Regions from separate parts of the Homo sapiens genome. Here region 2 is linked to region 1. The links are chromatin loops, found by intact Hi-C in ENCODE. Cell type or tissue: PC-3. All regions are shown on one strand. Links, peaks and the distances in the headings refer to the core of each region. The heading gives the core; the rest is flanking DNA.

Region 1 (10,987 bases), core at 1,578-9,577:
TCACTGCAACCTCTGCCTCCCAGGTTCAAGCAATTCTCCTGCCTCAACTTCCCAAGTAGCTGGGATTACAGGCATGTGCCACCACATTCAGCTAATTTTGTATTTTTAGCAGAGATGGAGTTTCACCATGTTGGTCAGTCTGGTCTCAAACTCCTGACCTCAGGTGATCCACCCCCTCGGCCTCCCAAAGTGCTGGGATTACAAATGTGAGCTACTACGCCTGGCCCAGAATTGATTTTAGGCTAGCTGCCTTAGTGAAGTTGAAACAAGGATGCAAAAGTTAACATACATGCTTTTAATTTTTGAAATTTCTTTGTAATTTTCAAAGGCTGTATCTGATGTGACTTTTCCTGTCTTTGAAATCTCTGTATTTAAAACAGCCTTTAACAAATATCACAATAGACTTTTAAAATTTTGCAGAGCCTTTGCTATTTTTTTAAAATTGCTAACTTGGATATAGCATCATTTTCTACTTAAATAAGCATTGACATTGATTGTTACTTTTTGTACTTTCTCTTCAATTATGATCTTAAAGAAACTTGATAAAACACAGATGTATACCTGTATACCAACAATTTTTATGCTTTATCAGCAAAGGCATCTTCACTTCTAACTTTAAAAAATTCCAGACCAAAAAAAAAATTGTGAAAGGAAAAATAGGTAATCTGAGATGGAAATTAGATAATAGATTGAGCACTGGACTGAATGGTTATGAGATGGTTACTTGTGTTTGGGAATGAGGATTTCTTCTGCCTTGAATGGAACTGGAACATAAGCTAATTATTCATTGTAAATGTCTTGGGAGATGATATCTGCCAGCTTGTGAAGTACCCAGTAGACTCTGGCTTGGGTTTGATGATGATGATACTAGGATTATAAAATGACAGTTCTTAGTTGAGAAAAAAATAATTTTGGATTTTCTGCCTGTGTTTTCTTAATTTCTTTAGTTTAATGTAGACTATTTTTGCCTTAGTTTTAAAGAATTTGAATATTTATGATTTATGCCCTTCTATTTCCAAAAAGGATTATGGCCACTTTACAAAGTAAAAACAAGTATAAAACAGAAAAATTAAAAATAAACAATCAAAAAAGTGAGTACATCATTAACGAACTAAAAAGACCTGAATGAAGACCTGTTAAAATAGGTCAAATTATTCTGGTGTCTAGTAAGAGCTTGAGTATCACCAAGGTGATACTAAGAGTTTACTGTAATAGTTATTAGAAACTAATGTGACCAAGTATATGTGCGTATTATGCTACACATATGTAATTTTAGAAAATGCAAAAGCACTGATGCCAATTACCTCCCTTCTCATATGAAAAAGAACAAATGAGGTATTTCTCCATTCTAATTATTTTTTGCTATTTTTAAAATTTGTTGTTTGAACAGATTAAGAAAATCTTTAATTCATGGATTGTTGCTTTGCACATTTAATAGTGAGATAATTATTAACAACACAAAAAACAATTTTGGCAATTAAGAACAACATAAAGAATCATGTGATCCACAAACAGTTTACATTTGATAAATATTCTTATTGTCTCAATTTATGATATACTTACATTTTGTATTCCTTTTAAATAAAGAACCAAATCAAGAACAGCAGAAATTAGCATCTGTTTAATATATTTTAAAATATGGAAATATATTTAAACAGCACATTTAAAGAATAAAACAATAGACTTCCATTTCTTATTCTCTCAATGGTACACCATTAATTAAAAATATATTACTTAATGTACCCCTTAATATAGTTACTGTCAAATTTTCTTTAAGATAAACTGTATTTCAAAACAACATTTTAATATACCCGAATTACAAACAAAGCCATAACATTTTTGAAGACATTTTTGGTATACGTTTGGTTTGAAAGATCCAAAAGGATGATTAATAAATGGTGCTTTATGAATACTTTAGATTAACGGTAAATAAGCCTAACCACAGAGTCACCATAAATAGCAAGTTATCAATCTAAAGATCATTCTTCAAAAAGTCAGTGTGTGTTAAAGAAAGGCCTTAGAGGGCATTCTAATAGATAGAGAAAATAAATTAATTTTAGAGGGAAGAACACACATGCACACACAGACACACACACACACACACACACAACAGAACCTTCCTGTTTGGAATTATTTGTGCTTGGAAGAAGGTTTACAAAATGCCTTTACAAAATAAGGTTTTCATTGAGCTCACTCTCAAAGATATGAAAAATGAATTTCAGCTGTTCTTTAGAAATGGCAATTCTGTCAAAGCCATTCTGGGACTTTTGGTAATTTCCTCCAGTTTAGTTTCAGTGCTTTTACTTCTAAATAAAATCCCTTGCATCACATCAATCAGCAAACTCAGTTATAAAGGAGAGCTAAAGAAAATGGTTCTTTCGGCATCTTCTGCTCTTGTACATTTTACGCATGCAGTGACTCTTGCCTGTGGGGAGGAAAGTGGAGCACATGTAAATGTTTCTTTATTTTGGACTAGGTTTTTAAATCTGAAAAAAAAATTCTGCAGCAGTAGTGTTCTAGATAATAGGCAGACATGATTTATTTGAGGTAAGAAGGTTGTACTACAATTAGTGTTAACTTGGAAAGCTATGGACACAGGCTCAAGCCTGTCTCCTGAAGCTTTGAGCTCTTTGCAAAATCTACAATCCACAAGCCAAAAAGGAACATGCTCCTACAGTTACACCACTTCTGTTAAAGCAAACAGTTAAAACAATTCTGTGCAATCTTTCAGCTTCTATGTTCTGCCTACCGTTTATTTATTCAAATCCAGTTCAACATTTCACTTTATCTAATGAAGCAGGAACTCTAAAAGAGAAATTGTGTTTATCCAAGAATTTTTGTTTGGGTTGTTATTTTTTTAAGTCTTATTTCTAAATAAATATTCTATCATGGTTTTCATTGGCACAATATAACTAAATTATTCAATTTCCTTCCACAATATTAAACAGTCAAAGGAGTTCTGTCTAATCTCAGAAAATTATGTAAAATTGTATTAGAAAAAAATGTTGAAATGGAATTGAATGGACTCAGCATAACCCATTGAAAATTATACTAGATGATCTATTGTATAATGTAGTGGCCTATGAAATAGATTTTATTGATAAAGCCTCCACAGAAGAGAATATATACGTTTAAATAAATAAAAATGACTATATACATGATATTGTACATAGGAAAAGAGTCAAAATGAGCCAGACTAATTTTAGGAAATTCCCCGTTTGTCTGAAAGTATGCTTTTTATTGCAGCCATAAACCTTAATACAGATCTTTTTGTTATTATCAATATTATTTAATATTAGTGGCAGCCACATGAGCGTACTACCATATTTCTATATTTTTTCAAAATGACATTGGAGCTGTCATCAAAGTACAGAACAGAGATGGCATTTAATTTGGTTGGAGCACAACAAGGCTTTGGTACGTGGTCAGGAAACATCAGATGAACCTGGGAAAGAAAAAAGGTTTTGTTTTATTAAGAAATAAAATATACATTCTTTTGCAGTTTTAAAATGGTATGATTATTTTATCACTCATAATCAGGCACACCATTAAGCTGATCTCCCTTCTCCCATTTATTCCATGACTGGGGTGGGGGACTGAAGGATGTATTCTTAAGCATTAACACCTGGAATCAACCCAGCCAATTCAATTATGTGTTTGAACCTTGAAAAATATCTCACCAAATAAAGAAAACTTCCTCTATAGAATATTCAGTGGAAGTTTTCCTAGGGAAAGAACACAGCAACTAGCACGTTGTTGCTTTTAGTTGAAATAACTGTTCCTATATATATCATGAGGAATATGGAAGTTACAAGAGCAAATCAATGAAAACACATAGTTGCAGAAAGATTTGGATCTAAGAATTATCTTTTAAAAGGAAAATTAAGCAATAAATCATACATTTTAAGCCAACTCTTAATTTTCCATGGTAAAAGAAGCATAAAAATCATAATAAAATAAAATCCACATATAATCCAATACTTGCCTTAGAGCAATGATTTCAGCTCTTCATAGAATTTTTTTATCACATTGGCTGGAGTTTAATATCCATTTACTTTTTTTCTCCCTTGCCTGCCCCCTAGACAAGTGCCAAAAAGCAGGCTAAGCTAAATCAGAAGCAAAGGGCCTAGAGACTTTACAAATGAACATCCACCTCCCCAAAAGCCTAAAAAGGTGTCTGTACATGAAAAGTGAAATGCTTAAGTAAAGGGTTGATAATAATTTTGATCAGACTGGCAGTCTGCCTATGATTTGAAATAATTGAGAAAAGAGCCAGAACACAGTTCCCCCATTTCCCACCCACCTATTCTGGCCCTTCCCCCAGAGGAGTTTATGGGAAATCCCACTGATGAGTCTTACGGGATCCACAAAAAGCAAATACAGCCTCTTACAGTTTTGGCTGTACAACGTCCTGGCTGAAATGATATAGGGGCCTTGCATGTGGACAGAAACAGCAGGAAAAATGAGGTGATCTGACATGAACTTGAAATTTCCTAAGGCCTCACAAAACTAAAAGTTGGATAGTTTCTACAAATTTCTGATGCTGCTTATGTCCTTCATCAGCTTTATCTTCCATAACCCACACATACATGATTGATAATCCTGCTGTTTCAATGGCCTTGGCAGCCTAACGGAAAAAAAATGGATTGTTCTTGAATGGTTTCTCAATATATTAGTCACAAACATGCTTTCCTCCGTCTTTTTGTTTCATGTCCTTCACAGAACAAACATAAAGCGTGCACAACACCAGGGAAAAAAAATCAAACTTCACGTGTATGCTCCAGTTTTGCAATGACTTATGTCCTACATCCCAGGGTAGAGATACAGAGCAGACTCTTGTTCAAAGTTTGTGTCAGATTTTTTTTATATTTGTTTTTTGATACTTTACTACAGCCATAAGAGCTGAAAATATGTATTTATTTATTTTAAAAAAGAAAAAATGAGAGAAGGGGGAGTATTTGACAAAGGGTATTTTTCAATAAGTAGGCATTGCTTAGCCTGAGGGAATTTTTGATACATTAGATCCATATCTAAGGAAGCAAAAGTCTGCTTTCATAGTCATCAAAATGATGATAAAAAGAGGCAAAGAATTTTCTGAGAAATTAAATAGCATTACTTCAACTGATAGGAGTTATTCTATGACCTTACAGAAAGACAGTGATCATGAAGTTCTCTTCATAGGATGAAACAACAGCATTCTTCTTTATCTGATATGCTTTCATGTCAACATGAATTCTCATATACAAAGAGAAAAGTTAGCTTCTTAAAAATTCTTTTAGTGGTAGAAGTTTGAATGCAAAACATCCATCCTTGCAAAGCCTACCTACACTCCATACTCCTGGAAACACTATTCCATATAAAGAAGAGCTTATACTTACAGATAGCAAAGGTGAAGTCATATCAGACTTTAAATCCCCCCAGAAATTTACTCTTTACCTTGTATATGGCACTAAAGTAGGCATTCTCACTGGTCATGAATCAATAAAAAGAAGAATACTTATAAATAATTTATTATCAAAATGTATATTTGCTTTATCTTTCTGTTGCTCTCTAGCCCAAGGTTATTTCCAGTCTTTGATAACGTTCATGCTCTAGTTGTTATAGATTGCACTTTTTGGTGTCTAGATATTCTGTCGTATTTTATTAAGTCAATAAAGATGCCAGTAAATATCAAGTCATTCAAGTATTTGCTTTTGCCAGTTCACAGATATCATTGTTTATTCCTTAATTCAGCTTTAAGTTTTAAATTAATTGTGGGGGAAAATAGCAAACTTATGGAGAGTCGAATCTTCACAAATTCTAAGAGTAATTCTTTCTTTTTCCATAAATAAACCTCACCCACAAAGACAAGATTGTCTACTATCTACTTTTCTCTTACTGGCGTCCACCAAATAATTCCACTCCCATCAAGCCTTGATTCTAAAATAATGTGTTCTCTCCCATTCTTCTTAAATACAAAAGTTAAAATTTTTATATTAGCCCAAACATTGATTTAAAATTATGTCACATAGTCTGGTATGTTTTCTAGGAGCCTCTCATTTAGTCTTAGGGAGATTGTTCCTCTGCCAAATCGATAGGCCAGATGCTATGAGGTACATCAGACTCTCAATAGGTTTCATGAGCTCATTAGGTACAAGGCAATCAGTTAATCACGTCAACCCTTCAGTACATTGTTCATAAAAATAAGCCTAGATTATTAGAGATTTAATCACTGCTAAGTTTCTGAGATTGAGGAATAAAGAAAAGGAAGTATAATTTCTACTTTAAAGATTACAGGAGGAGGAGGAGAACAATAAGAAATAGAAATTAGCTTCCTATTTGTATACTACATTGAAGAACTTTTATAATACCAAAGTATGTTATAGAACATTCTTAAATAATTAAAAACCCTCAGATGAAATTTAGTACAGCTATTACTCAATGTTTTTGCAATGATTACTAATGAATTGCTAGGTTAGAAACAGCCCCAGGGAACCTGTGTGCTTAGTCATACTGTGTAATGAACAAACAGTTCAAGATGACCATTTCATGTTATTACTCCAGTTTTCCTAGCTGAATCCTTCTCCATTGTGTAACTGGGATTACTCTAAACCAGCCCGAGTTTCCTGACTATACCCACAGTTGTTACTTCAGCTCTAAAAAGAAACAAATGAGTTTGAGAAGATAAAATAATGCATTAAAATTGTAAATAGATGCTTTCCTCTAAAACAACTTTATAATATGCTTGCATTCTAAGCTTTTCTTAATCCTTCAAAAACAAAGCTTACCAGAGTCTGAACTATAGCGTGGTTGGTGGCATTCATATGGGCGTTAAGTGGAAAAGAACATTCTCCATCACAATAAAATGCAGCGTATCCTTCTGGTGCTATAATCCAGTCCTGACACATACACACACACACACACACACAAAAAAAAAAAAAAAAAAAAAAAAAAAAAAAAAAAAAAACAACAAGAAAAAATATCACCAAAGTAAAAATTTTTAAAAAATCTTAAAAGTTATTGAAATATATTGTATCTGAATAGGTTTCTATTCTTGGTCCAACAATTATTCTAATGGAATTATCTTCCCCACACCCTTTAATTTTAAGCTGAAGTTTAGGACAAAAGTATAAATATTTTCACAAGAAATTGTCCTCTCTAATTACTCCCAAGGGGTAGTTATGTAAGATATTCATAGTATGTATTAAACATGTATTCACGAATAAAACTATTATAAGAAAATAGCATTCTAAATATTGTTTAAACAGGAAATGATGAACTCTGGAAAGTTCAAGTGAACCCGAAAGAAAAAGGAGAATCAAGTTAATTGAGATCATTCTCATTACTTCTTAAGAACTCATTCTTAGTTTTATAAGTCTGACAACATCCTAAAGCCTTAATATTTTTTCTGCATGCTGTTTTTCTTTCCATTCATGCATTAACTTTATGGTCTCTTTAGAAAAAATAAATTGGAGCAAATTCCTAAAAACTGAACATGATAAATTTCGGGAAGCTAAAGAATTGGTACATGAATGGTTGCCTTGATATTTTTCCCACAGAGAAATAAAACTTGGCACAAATGTAGGAATTATTGAGTTATTCATGTGGAAAGTTTATCATGAATTTTGAATATATTTACATTTTAATAGTATTTCTCAATACAGGAACTCATATATGAGAATCCATTCTAATAGAATATTAGGAGAAGTCTTAAAATTTCATTTTAAACTGTCACCACATAGAGCCATTAAAAAATTACTTTGGTGAAATTTTCCTCCTCATCCTGTTTCTAAAGGCTACCCAAAAGATAGCAATACATTTTTAAGTGCAAGAAAAAAAAATGTCTGTCATCTTCCCCATGACAGGGACATTCCAATAGTTGGAGACCCTCAGAGGCTTAGTGGAGTTACTTATACTAATATGAACAAATCTTCTATTTACAATAAAATTAAAAGTTTGGAATACTTAAACAACGGCACTCTTTTTTTTCTTCCTAAATATCTTAGTGTTCTATGTCTCATTCAGCGTAGTTTTTTTGTTTGACTGTGATACCTACTAATCATGTTTCAATGGTAAAAGGTTAATTGAGAAATGAAAATAAAGTGAATAAGCCATATTCTAAATGGTCATGTCAAAAATCATTGGGTATTATATTGGAAAATTACTGCCAAAGACTATGACTTATTAAGGATTTATGATAATTCAGAAAAGAAGCACCAAAGTTGACTGAAAATTCCTACCTGCCATCCCAGATCCCGGAAGCTCACATAGAGTTCGTGCTTCTTACAGGCTTGTTTTTGCTCACTTGTGTTATAATCTGAAGATAAAAACCACATTTTGAATAAATGGTTGCTTACAGATATACTAATACTTCTTTTGTGAGATCACTGGTAAGATTTTTTAAAGGGGTTTTATTTGAAGTTGTGGAAAAATGAGTTTCAATCTTAAAGTTAGAACTACTTACTAACCATGTGAACTTCAGTCAAGTTACTTGTCCTGAGTTTCTTCTTCTGTGAGATGTAGACAATACCATTTACCTGATGAAGCTCTAACATGGATTCTGTTAAGCCATCTACTTGACAGGGCACAGCATGGTGTCTGTCGTTCATTGAGTACCATCTGCTCAATGAATACTTATTCATTAATTCATTCATACTCTAGGGGTACTTAATATATTGAGAGAGATTATATATATATAATATTTGTGCAATAACTTGTAACATCTTCCATGAGGCAGATACTGGGATCTTACTTAGCTGATTTTATTTTAATAAATATCTTAACCTCAGGATACCACAAGTTGAGCTTCTAATCATCCCCCAAAATCCTGTCCACCTGTAGACTTCATTCTTGACTAATGGTAGTTGCCTGGGTTAAAAAATAAAAACCAAAACAAAACAACAAGAATCAAAATAGTTCTTTTTTTTTCTTTCATTTACACATCCAATCTGTCAGGAAATCTCACACACTATCTTCAATAAGTCCAAAATGCACCTGCTCTCACGCCCTTCATAATTGGTCTTGGTCCAAGACACCATCATCTCTGGCATGAATTACTGCAATATCCTCATTGCTAGTCTCCCTGCTTCTGCCCTTGCTCCTCTATAGCAAACTAGTCAAGTGGACCTTTTAACAAGTAAACTTAATTACATCACTTCCCTGCCAGTCCCTCTATGGTCTTCATATCATTAAGAGTGAAATATTCTCAGAGTGGTTACAAGGCTCTTTACATTTTGGTCTTATTACCCCTCTGACTCATTTGATCCTATTACCCCTCTGACTCTCACTTCTTCTCCTTCACCTTGCTCCAGCCACCATACCTCCTTGCTGTTTCACTCACAGTCAACCTTGCTCCCACTTTAGAGCCTTTTCTCTCACTAGTCCCTCTCCCTGGATAGCTACATGGCTAATTCCTGCATCTTCATGTCCTTGCTTAAGCAACATCTCAACAAGACCTTCACTACCCTTTTAATATTGCAACTCTCACCCTGATACACCTGATTTCTCTCACTCTGTTCTGATTTTTTTCCATCTCAATTATCACTTTTAGAAATGCTATGTCATTTCCTCATTTATTTATGTGTGGCTTCTTGTCTGTTTCCTCCCACTAAAATATAAGCGTCATAGGGGCAAGAATCTCGTTTGGCTCTGTTTTGCTCACTGATGTATCCCTAGTGCCAGGAACAGTGCCTGGCATAAAATAAACATTCAAAAAAGTATCTGAGGAGTTAATGGACAAATTTCTCATAGTGTTCCATAAGTGATTTGAGGCAAGTGAAATACTATCATTACATATTTTGGAATGTAATCTGAAATACCCATAACTTTTTATAATTGTTTTAAATTATTAAATATAAATGTAGAATTTCAATCTTGCATCTGGAATAAAGTAAAATACTGAAGAAACACAGAGATTTATGGAACATTTTTCATTCTTGTCTTGTGTTGGGTTTGCTCACATTTTGTACAAATAACATTCGAAAAACTAGTCCACTTTGATTATTTCTAAAATAAAATATTAAAGAAATAAAATTAAAAAATAATTTGTTTTACAGTTTTTGTTAAAGTGTCACCTTCCTGTTTAATTACTCTCAACCTCTAATGAAAGTGTAGGCAAGTTAGAGATCAAAGGAGCCCATCATAGAGGGCCTTGCTTCTCATGGTTACTTCAAGTAATTATTTGTTTAATGTTAATCTAAAAAACAAGCTAATGATTAAATTTTGAAATCAAGGTATTTTTCTTCTAGGTTATTTATTCCTACTATGCAATTAACTTCATTAAAACAGATTAAATAAGTAGATAATGGGAAATGGGGGAGAGAGGATTTATTTCAGACTCTACATTCTGGTTCTTCTTCAGGGAAATATCTCCCTTGCAGCTAACTTTGTTCAGGCAATGGATAAATAACACTTTAACACTAAACATGAAATGGTTAAATTTCCTCGATCGTGTTTAGAAAAAGAAATAATTGATTCTACTATTGGTTTGATTTCATAAACTCCTTGATATACAAAACGGGGAAAAACAAATGTTAGCTATGCATTGGACCAGGGGTCAGCAAACTTTTTAAAAGTTTTTTAAACTTCTTTAAACTTTTTTTTAAAGAAACTGATAGTAAATATGTTGGGCTAAGTGGTCTCCTTGCAACTACTCGATTTTGCTGCTGTAGTATAAAAGCAACCGTAGACAATACGTAAATGAATGGGTGTGGCTATATTCCAGTAAAACTACCTATGGATACTAAAATTTGAATTTCATATGATTCCCACATGCTGCAAAATATTGTCCTTCTTTTCCACGCAAACATTTTCAAATGTAAAGACCACTCTTAGTAGGTCATACAAAAACAAATGATAGGCTTAATTTGGTTATTAGGCCTTACTTTTTCAAACTCTGCATTAGGTAATAATGGGAATATTTATCTATTCATCTTTGTCTTAATTAAAAATATTAAATATGAATAACAACATTGTAGCCAATAGCACATACATGTTTATATGAAAAGCC
Region 2 (10,987 bases), core at 1,200-9,199, 110 kb after region 1:
ATAGAAGATGTCCACAGTTTATGTATGGCCTTTTGTGTGGCTTTGGAGACCAAACAAATACATTTTCATCCTGTTTAAAAAATTATAAGTTATTATAACAACTCAAGATAATTAACAAAAATATTTAATAGCCGCATCTGAAAAAAAAAACCCAAACAAATCGTCGAGGAAAGTCACAATACTTAAGGCTGAATGGTATTAAGTAGAAACAAAATTATAATAATGATTTAAGTAGTAATGAGAATAGCTGCAAATTATAAATCATAAATTCAGACATGATTTGAGTTACAGACAATACTGAAAGCTCCAGGATTGAAAGATTATTTGAACAGAGTGACTTTCCTGCTTAGAGTTTAAAAGTTTATACACCTAAATTTTCATCATGAATCAACTTCTTAAAAATTAAAACCCTCAAAGTGAGTTGACTTATGAAAATAAGCATTAAAAACTTTTCATTTTTTTTTTACATTCTTTCAAAGGGTTCTTTATAGACTGTCCATGTCTTTACAATCAAATATCTTCTAATTGTATATTACTACCTTGGCTTCTAATTAGTTTCCCCTCCTTAACAAGCAAGGAAATGGAACAGGTAATATCTAAAATTAAAGTAAAACCATGGAATAGTTCTAGGACTCTGACCAAAGGTAGTATGAAAAGCACCTTTCAGCAGCTAATCACAGAAAATGTTGCTTTTGGGTCCTCAGAGGAAAGCACCACAGTCCGTCTCATGAAGGCTCTGACATAGACTGACCTTTTCCAAAGCACTCTAGTGGGGGAACAGAGTCCATCAGCTGTCCAGCTTGAAGAAAGAGTCAATGAAATTCAAGGTTTTTCTTTTAGACAGAGGAAAAATTATGTGCATAATGTTTCAGAATTTCAGCAAGGCATTTATTTGACAAAGTCTTGTAGGCTGAATGTAGATTTCCTCTAACATTAGATCTCCATAGTATATTCTAGTAGAAATAGTTGTAATAGCAGTTGAGACCATTAATTTAGTATTTGTCTCATGTAGGCTCAAAAGTCTAGGACCTTACATTATACAGTCTTAACTCCAATTCTGTATTATGAGCTCCACTTAGATGAGGAAATAGTTTCAACGAAGTGAAATGGTTTGCTCAAGGATACGCAGCTGGAATTCAAACCAGTCTGGCTCCAAAACCCTAACACTGAAACCCTACTAAAACAGTTAAGGGAGAACCAAATGACCCTTCTTCACCCAGAGCAAAGAATACATCTACAAAAATTTTGACATAAAGCATATTTAATTAATAACCTTCATTGCTTCCCCACTAGATAAATAAGTCTTTTGTGTGTCTGCATCAAGGTTATTTGCAGAAGAGCCTACACAGTTTCTGAGTTGCACCCTCTCTTCCTCTTTTAATAATTATATAAGTGAAATTTCCAACTGTAGCAAATTTGATGGAAAACACAAACTGTACTGGAAAGGAGTTGTTCTATTCAGTGTTTCTCTGTGATTGAAGGGCAGGGAGTGGCTCTGGCCTCAAGGTTTAGTGCTTGATTATTTATGAGAACTAAATAGCTGACATACCTGCTCCACTACTAAATTCTGCCTCTCTGAGTCACAGATGGTCTGCCAGAGGAGAATAAAGGTAGCAAAGAAGAAAGACAATAATCCCTATCTACCTCATTCTAACATTATTTATGCCTGCAACATTAACTATGGAATGCGAATGCTGCATGTGAGAATATCATATGATTCCACTCAGAATTCAAAAAAGCTTTAACACACAGTCGTGGATCATCTCAGGAGGTATGGCATACAATTGACAATAAACAGGGATTTGAAAAATATATTGCTCTTCATTTTGCTCTACATACTTGCATATATTCTTCTCGTTCCCATACTGAATTTTTTCATTGGCAATTGCAGTCCGCAGTTCATATTGTGATCTGAAAGTGCTGCTTTTTCTTGTTTTAGGGGCTTCTGTTTTCTGGGTAATTTTTGTTTCTTAATTTCAATTTTCTCTAAAATGGTTTTAATATATCACCTGAAATTATTGACCCATGTACAATTTAAGGATTTTTTCTTTCAGCATGCCATGCTTATATTTACCACTTTATTTCACCAACTCCTGAAGTAATTATCTCTCACACTAAATTATTATTCTCTCTTGAATTTTACTATAAATTAACTAAATAATACAAAGATTAACATATATATCAGTAACTTGCACTGAAATTGAAGTAATTCTAGAACACTTGCTGACTAAACAACCAATGTTTATTTATCTACTTGTGCCAAATATCTTCCATTTGTACCTCAAGATCCACTCTCCACATTTCCCTATTCTGCTATTCTCACCAAAAGACTAACTTTTAGGAACTGCACCAATGGGTTCTGTGGCTCTCTGGCTTTCAGTGAGGGTGAACCAATGGAAGACCAAAGCATATGGTCTGGGTATTTATCCCTTGGTATCTGTATCCCCCCCGCTGAGTATCTAAGGATTAGATGCATGGCATCTTTCTCCCAATGCCACAGTTTCTGTCAGGGCACCTTCCCCACATATCTCTCCTCTGAGCTTTCTGGTAACTATGCCCCCTGCCCAGGAGTAGTGAAGGCTACCCTGCCATCCCAAGATACTATATGATCCCTTGTTTTGCTGCAACAAAACAAAACAAAACCTCTGCCCACAACACTATAAACATTATAACATCATTTAAACTCTCCTAAATAATTCAGTTTGCACATTCTGTCTCTTTTCTTCTGGAAATGCTGATACATCTCAGTGGGTGGGGCAGGCGGGAAGGGATGAATGGGACATGGTTTCTGTTGCCACAACATGTAATCAAACATGTAGGACTAGCATCACGGGCAAGTGACCTGCGCAGTTGCACAGGGTCCCGGGCTTAGAAGGGCCCTGCTCTTGGTGTAATACTCTGCTGCCACCATCTTGAAATTCTTAATAATTTTTGAATAAGGGGCTTGCATTTTCATTTGCATCAGGGTCCACAGATTATGTAGCTGCTCATGCAGATTATCTCAACATTCATCGAGGAAGGTGATCTTATTATCTGCACTTTTTAGATAAGCAACCAGACGCACAAATAATTTAAATAACTTGCTCAAGTTCACGCTGCTAGTAAGCGTGGAATATGGGATTCCAATCCAAGCATTCTGGCTTCCTGTATACTACTCTATTTCTGCCATGGAAGCACAGAAAAGAAAGCAACTAAATTTAATTTATAATTGAACTTTAAAGTCATGTGAGCAGTAATATGCCATGAACTGAAGATTCTGGAGATGGCTGTGTCTCCTATATAGAAAGGGTAATCACAGAGTCAGAACAACAAATAACATTGAACTTTTCATGTCATTATAGCATTAAAATAGCTGAAGGATTTTGTACATGTTAATAAATCTTTTCTTGATTTAGACATGTGTTATAGTCCTGAATAAAATCTAAATAGGATTTACATCTGTTGATCCTGACATTTTAAAACTATTTTCTTTATTCCTAACAACTCCAGGAAACCTGTTTAACAAGAACAATAAAAGTTGCTAATTTTTTTTCTAGAAAGAAATTGAACAAACACAATATTGAAGACAAGGATCTTCATTGTCTTAGAAGTCATAAAACAGCACAACCTCCAGTTTAATTTCAACATCCAACTATTCAGAATTATACAAGGTTTTAGTTTCTAAGAGTTATGTAATATGTATTTAATTCACTGCCTTCCAAGCCGAGGTTAATGCATTCTTTTTGATTTATGGGGTTTTTTGTTTGTTTGTTTTTGTTGTTTTTTTCTCCCCAAACCACTAAAGACCTTTCTTACTAATCTACAAATAGTATTTTTTTCTCTTTTTAAACATTGTACATTTTCATAGATTTTGTTTCTGCCTTTTAAAATTATCATTTATCCACAGCTTCTTGGTCAAGACTCATACAAACTAGGTGTTACTACTACTTGGTTATGCAGATTGTTTTAAACATCTCTGAAAAAGTCAGGTGAATACTCCACCATTATTTTTATCTTACTGTCAGACTTTGTGAGCTGAATCTTAAACATCCCAATCTGACATCAAAATCAAAACAGATCCCTTTTTCCTCTAAATAAATGAGCTGTTTGTCAGGGCTGACTAGTGTGTTTTAAAGGATATCTTAGCCAAGGGTATTATTTTAAGAGATGAGCAAATGGGGAAACCCCACGGCCCAGCCAATAAAATATGAACTTAAGGTGCAAAGAAGCACTCATAAATATTACTTAGAACAAGGGATTCATTGTTTCTCTCCAACCCTTTCAGTGGTTCCTCTGATCTCAGCCCCTCTCCTGTGCGTCAGGGAAGCCTCTTCCTTTAACCTGTGGTTTTTTAAAGCTGAGCTACTACATTATTTATGACTGTAAATGTGAGTAGCTTGTCTGTATGCTCCTTGTACACACATACTGAGACAACCCCCTCCTTCCCCACTTCGGTATTTTAGTGTGTAAGGATGAAAGGGTTTTCCCCTCGAGCTGATGTGGTTGGGGATGTTGAATTAGCTGCTGTTTGGTATGAGGTAGACTGAGGATTTCCCAGCATCTCCTCCACCTGTACAACTGAAAAACCAGCCTTTAATGACTCATTTCATTCCTTTTCTTTCTTTCAGGCTCTTTTTCAAAAATATTTTCTTTCTTTCTCTGTCTCATCCTTATTCCTGTATGCCTCTATATCTCACTCTTCGTCTCTTTATTCTTTCTCATTATCTCTTTTCAAAAAAAAATAATTTCTTCATGGAAGTGACAGAATATTAAATAAGGATAATAAACACAAAAGCTTTTTATAAACTAAACAGGAATGGCATGTTTGATGAGTGTTATTTTTGTTCATTGTTGATTTCTTTTTCTTTCTTTTACTTTTCTTGAAATTTTCCCTTTTAAATGTTATTTTATAAAATAAAGGCAAAACACAATTAAATTCTGTCAATGGGATCCTTAGGGAGAGATGAGGAGGCAAAGAAGAATGGGATGATGGAGAAACAATTACAGGGGATGGCAAGAGCCAGGGCAGCTCTGATGCCCTGGGGAGCTTTTCTCCCAGTGGGTGGAGGCTGCAGTTGGCACATCATAACCTTTTCCTTCTCAACTGGAGAGAAAACAGGAGAGTGTACCTCAATTCTCAAACTGTAACTAATTGATTTTCAACTAATTTAAGCCTCTAGCAAACCAGGACGAAAGGCAGACCCCAGGAAGTGTGGGAGTGGTAAGGAGAGGGGTGCCAAGAGAGCCTGGGGCTACAGAGACCAAGAACAAGGAGGAAAGGCCAAAAAATACTGGGATGAGAAGGGAGGAGGGAGAGTGGTGATATTACAGAAAATGGAAGAATGAAAGGGAAGGAGAGGTGGCAGCTGAGGCAGTCCCAAGTCCTTCTTAGTTCCAGCTAATACGTCTCATTAAACTTTTAAAATTTGATATTTGTGAGTAACCACTACAATTTGAAAAAAAAAAAAAAAGCATTTAATTAAACTATGATTATAACTATCTCTGGCAACCCAGAGTTTGTCTGTCATGCCAATCACTTGATAATCAACCATCTTTAAAGGAGAAAAAGAATCCCGTTGGTCGTGATTATGAATGTGAAGTGTTGTTGAAGAAGAGAGAAAAAGGTCTCCTCACTCAGCAATATTTTTCTCTTCAAAAGTTAAAACTTTTACAGAATGATTGTTGCTTTACCCATTATTAGCATTAGTTACTCCAGGCATAATTTATGAATATATACTATAATGGCTTTATATTATCTTTCCTTCCAACCCATCCCCCTTCAAAAAAAACTTCCATGTGTTTATGGGTGTGTTTATGTTACACAAGTGTTAATAACTCTGTTGGAGAGACTACATAGATAGGCATCTTTAGGTAGATTTGTATATAAATTACTTTCCACTGGGCACTTGATTCAGCCAAAAACAATAATAAATTATCAATGATGTCTTTCAAATCTGTCAACTGAGAACATAAAGCATTTTTTCCTTCCAGTACCAAGAGAACTTAATGATTAGGGTAAGTAGGCAAAAAAGGTTTAGTTTTTGAAAGCGTTTTTCTTTCATGATAACAGACTAAATATGTTTTTATATTTAAAAAATTTAACAACACATTTAAATACTTTTGTGCTTGGAATTAAAACGTATTCTTGAAATACATCTAAGAGAAAAACCATTAATAAACTCAAAGTTCAACTTTTTCCAGAGGAATATGTAGATACAAAGAATAATATAAAAGTAATTTTCCTGTTTTTACTTCCTCTAAAACATCTAGTGTTATGTCATTATGGTGATAATGTCACCAAGTAATCAAATAAAATTGGCTTCTAACTAAAAGATCTTAGAAATACACTACATGTTTTATTTGTGTAAACAAGAGATAAATATTGTAAGCAAATTATCTAATCATGTCTTTAACTTGTACTGGTATTTAATACATATACTAACACTTAGCACTTTTGACAAAGAGATGGTTAAAAAAGAAAATAAAACTAAACAGAAAAACATTTTTATTACTAACAAAATAATATTATATTGACCAAGCAAAAGTTCCACTGATATTCAACAGTTTTAGGGAAAAAGCAAAGAATTCAATCTGTAAAATTTAATACTATGAGACTGATAAAAGTGGCCTAAGAATAATGAATATGATCGAAGGAATATTTCTCTTCACACAGTTAATAATTTATATTTGTTTCTTCAAAATAAACGAGTCACTAAAATAAAGGTTAAAATGATATGTTTGGTTTCATATTCAGATGTCTGCATGCCTTAGGCAATTTATTTACTTTTTATTTTGCTTTTAGTAAATTCAAATCTATTTTTCACTTATGAATATAAAGCTAATCTCATCTGAATTTTAAACAGTAGGTATTCTGTTAAACATGATTCTGAGTTTGGATTAAGTTTAATTGTTCTTCGTGACCAAAACTATGTTGAAAAAAGAATTTCTGAATGGCAAGGTACCTGTGGAAAATCCATTATTTGACTTGAAAAGGACAACACACAAGCATTTTTTAAAAGGATGCTACTAGATCCTTTTTATATAATTCTTCTAATTATGGGAAATGTCAACAGATTCTTTTCACATATTTAAATATCCAGGTGACTTCCTCAATACAAATCCCTTGCCTACTACTAATGTGACTCATTTGTACTTAGTCTCAACTATATGCATGTCTTTTAAGACAGTGAAAAAATAAAATCTAATCCTTTTTAGTCTTATAAGAACATGAAATAAACTACAGGTAATATTTGCTAACGGATATTACATTTAAAAAGCACTGGCACTCTTATTGCAGCTAATAATGTTATTACACTTTCACCTTTTCTGAGTATGCTTATTTATTTATTTGATTATAAAAGAAATGCAAAAGTTGAAGCTTTTTACTAAGCAGTGATCAACTATAAATCTTGAATGTATTTGAAGGCATGATCAAAGGATAATTAAACTGTGGTTTAATTTTCCTTAAAGTCTACCAAGAAAAACTCACCTAGTATCAGAATCAGTTTGTCAGTAATTTCATGTAAGACATTTAGTTTGGAATTATTAAATAAAGAAGAAACAACATAGTTTGTTATTGAATATAAAGCACTACTCAGAAGTTCAAGCATGATAAAAATAAACACACAGTTTCTCTAAAGCTTATAGCTAATATTGTTTCTCTAGAGTCAAATGAATAATTGTATTTCTTCATATAGGCAATAAACTAATAAACTGCTATGTTATTATAATCTGAACAATGTAACCAAAATGTCATTTATTTTTAAATGTGTTTCTCAATAATAAAAAAGTTATAGGAATCAATGAATAAAACTATTATTGGTTTTGACTTTCTTACTCTATGTAGATTTATAAAAAGTAAACACATAAATCCAAAAATCATGCTTACACTTCTCTTGTGAATGATCAGAGCAATTCTAATAAAATATATTATGACATTCATGACTGAGCTATCGTTTATTAAAATATGTAACATACATATGCTTCTTTGTCAGATTTTAGATGATATGACCTGATTTTCTCAATGGTTTATGAATATATAAATTTTGCTAGGTTGAAATTTTTCTATTAAAATATTTAAACTACTTTAAATTCTTGAATAATACTTTAGAAATGTTACAAAGCAAAATGTACCACAAGCTACACTTGCATATCCCTTATACTAGGTAAAAGCAATCACATTAATTTGAAATTAAGCTATATTTTAATGACTAAAAAGTTCCATGTGAAGTCTGTTAATTATACGTAGAAGAAAAGGCCTCCAGGACACCTGATTAGTGCAACAAATTATGACTTACTCACTTAATAATGAGACCTTTGTCTCTAGCAACATAAAACGTACGATTTATTAAGTACCTTATCCTTCATGCTAGGATTGCTAAGAGCAAATGAGCAGAGTATATTAAGCAACATATATTATAAAAGCATCCATGTGTTATTAAGATTTGTTGATAATCTGACTTTTCAAAGAATATTTCCTTTGAGATGTTACATGAGGAAGTTTTTAATTAAGTGTTTAATAAAACATGTTAATTTTAAGTCAAAGCAGATTGCATTTTTAAAACAAAGTTCTAAAAGCTATAACATCATAAAGTTCTCAATTCTTCCCAGTGGATTAAATTTGTTGATAGAGTTTTTAATCTTCAAACATAAAATATATTCGATGTTATTTTCCTTTGACTGCCAGAGATAGTAAATTTCACCTTCAATTTTTACTAAAACATTTAAAGAAAACAACAGCCCTTATAAAATAATTTGAAATTGGTAATCCATAATATTATTGTGAGAGGGAATATTGGGAACTAAATTATCATTTGACATTATCAGTATTTAAAAACCACCATGAAGTACCAGCTACAACTAAAACATAATTTTAAAATTTTCTCATTAATATTGTTGTGGTTTACAGAAAATTTCAAATATTTTATCTCATATAGAAGGAAAATTTTGTATAGATAAAGACCACTAAAGCATGTTTTACATTTTTCTTGCCTGTGAAAAAAATCAAGTAGCTATAACATACTTTACTCATTACAGTTAAGAACTGTTAGATTGAAACTTTATTTCTGAAATATTTACTATAGAATTTCAGAATCCCTTCCTTGATTCCTTGATAGTAATCTTTTATGGTGCTATTCAATCTTGGTTAATTTTACCTCTATATTTTTACAGTAGTTGCCTCCCCTAGATGAGAGATTTTTAAGTAGTATGTGAATATATACTTACATGTGCTTTAAATCACTTAAAAAAAAAGTGCTTCCGAATGTCACTTTTACTTTCCCATCTGTAAGTGCTTCTTTTTTTTATTGTTGCCCATAGCATAGCTATCCTCATAAATTTCCCTGTTTTTAGACTATTGCCTTTGCATTCATATATTTAAGCGAGGTTGAAATTTTAACAAGATCTGAAAAGACCCACACTATAAGTGTTTAAATTTAACTATTCATATTAAATATATATATATGACTTTTTGCCTAAGGCATCAATGAAAGAAAGAAAACAGAAGCTAAACAGGAGAGTTAGAGAAAATGTCTTTATATAAACATGACCACCTACCAAGCAGCTCCTTTACCATTAGGGAAAACTTCCACTTTGTAATAACATAGATTAACAAACAAATGAACAACATACCTAAGTTGACAAAGCTCATGACCATGTCAGCATCATTCAGAAAGTTGGTATCATGGAGGCTGGCTAGAGGAGGACTCTGGGTGGTCAGAGGAGTCGTCCGAGATAACTGTATGCGACGAGGATACCCATTGGGAGAGGCTGGGTATCCCTTTCTTGCCCCTCTGGTCTCTTCTGCCAAGGATGCCCTTACTGAGTACTCCGACTCTTCAGGATTTTCTTCATTGGTCATGGCATTGTAGAGATCCAGCATAAAGAGAGGTGCAGAGGACGCTTGTTTTCCAGGTGAAAATGGTCTGGGTCTGTGAGGCAAACCCAAGATAGAGAGAATTTCCCTTTGTATTTCCCGTCTTTCGTGGTTCCGTAGTCTTCTATAAATAAAACTGGAGTGAACATGATTGTCTCCCAAACCTCCTTTTGCATAACCCACTAGAACCCAGCAGCTCCAGAGGAAACCCACAATACCCTTAAGTAAAAATACAGTCAGATGCATTTTTGTCCAAAAGCAAAAGTTGATATTTTTAGTCCTTCTTGTCCTCTTAAAAAAAAAAAAAACCTAAGGTTCTAGGAGGTACAGTTTCCCAGTAGCTGAAAAAACAAATTTACCTATTTTTCATGACAGTGACATTTCTGAGCACAACATCCTCACCGATTTTCCTGTCCTATTTTAAATATTTTGGAATATGTCAAGAGTAGTTATTTCTAAGAAAGCTGAAACTCAGATTTCCAATTATCCACAGTTGTTAAGAGTTTTTGCTGCATTGATGTAGCAGAAGACGGCTAATATTATTTGATCAGATGACCTATGCATTCCTATATGAATTTATGATAATCAGGCCTTTGGTATTTGAATTAGCAAAAGTTGATCTTCTGATAAACTGTAGTTCCCAAAGTAATCTTCACTTGCTTTTGAGTTCTTCTCAACCCTTGAGCTCTTTCCAAAACAAATCCTGATTTCTGAATCACAGATCTATGCTGATCTGCACCTTGGTGTTGGAATATATATCTGTCCGGCAGCTTGGTGATAACTTTAACATCTTTTGTGTCGTCTTAGTGTAAAATAATACTCTAGGTTGTACTATTCAAGTAAATGTGTTTCCCTGAATTTACTTGAAATCCTTCCTGTAAGTCCATTCAATCCCTTTCTCCTTCTTACTGTTAATTCCACCTCCAGCAGGCACAAATATACCAGCCCTCTTCAAGAGAGATCTAAAGAGTAGTGTAAGCACAACCCTGCTGGGAAAGAAGAGGCTTCTCATTGTAATTTGAAACTGGTAAAGCAAAAAGAACTTAACCCTTTTGCTACCAGAAAAGTCTCCATTTTCACAATTTTATAACCACGCATCTAACATGAAACAGTGATGCATGGGACATACAAATT

The links. A loop is a pair of places that touch in the nucleus more often than their neighbours do. Peaks named below come from ENCODE experiments on the same cell type or tissue, not always from the same donor. Only the 100,000 strongest peaks of a DNase experiment are listed, where the experiment ranks them.
Region 2: it touches region 1 in a loop (7-fold over the local background); 3 of 110 quality-filtered maps call a loop at or near these places.

Annotation. Positions count from the first base shown.
Region 1 is chr6:55,752,238-55,763,224 of GRCh38, forward strand. BMP5 (bone morphogenetic protein 5) reads right to left here. Exons shown (of 7, transcript NM_021073.4): 5 at 8,220-8,296; 6 at 6,768-6,878; 7 at 1,416-3,445. The coding sequence ends at 3,296. Among named protein-coding and RNA genes, the nearest start is that of BMP5, 120 kb to the right of the region's middle. In PC-3, for the core only: no CTCF peak of the experiment used is centred there; a DNase peak (open chromatin) is centred at 6,514; H3K27ac peaks cover 3,698 bases.
Region 2 is chr6:55,864,767-55,875,753 of GRCh38, forward strand. It overlaps BMP5 (bone morphogenetic protein 5), which reads right to left and starts at 10,824. Exons shown (of 7, transcript NM_021073.4): 1 at 9,610-10,824. The coding sequence starts at 10,099. In PC-3, for the core only: no CTCF peak of the experiment used is centred there; DNase peaks (open chromatin) are centred at 1,565 and 4,275; H3K4me3 peaks cover 1,190 bases; H3K27ac peaks cover 4,669 bases.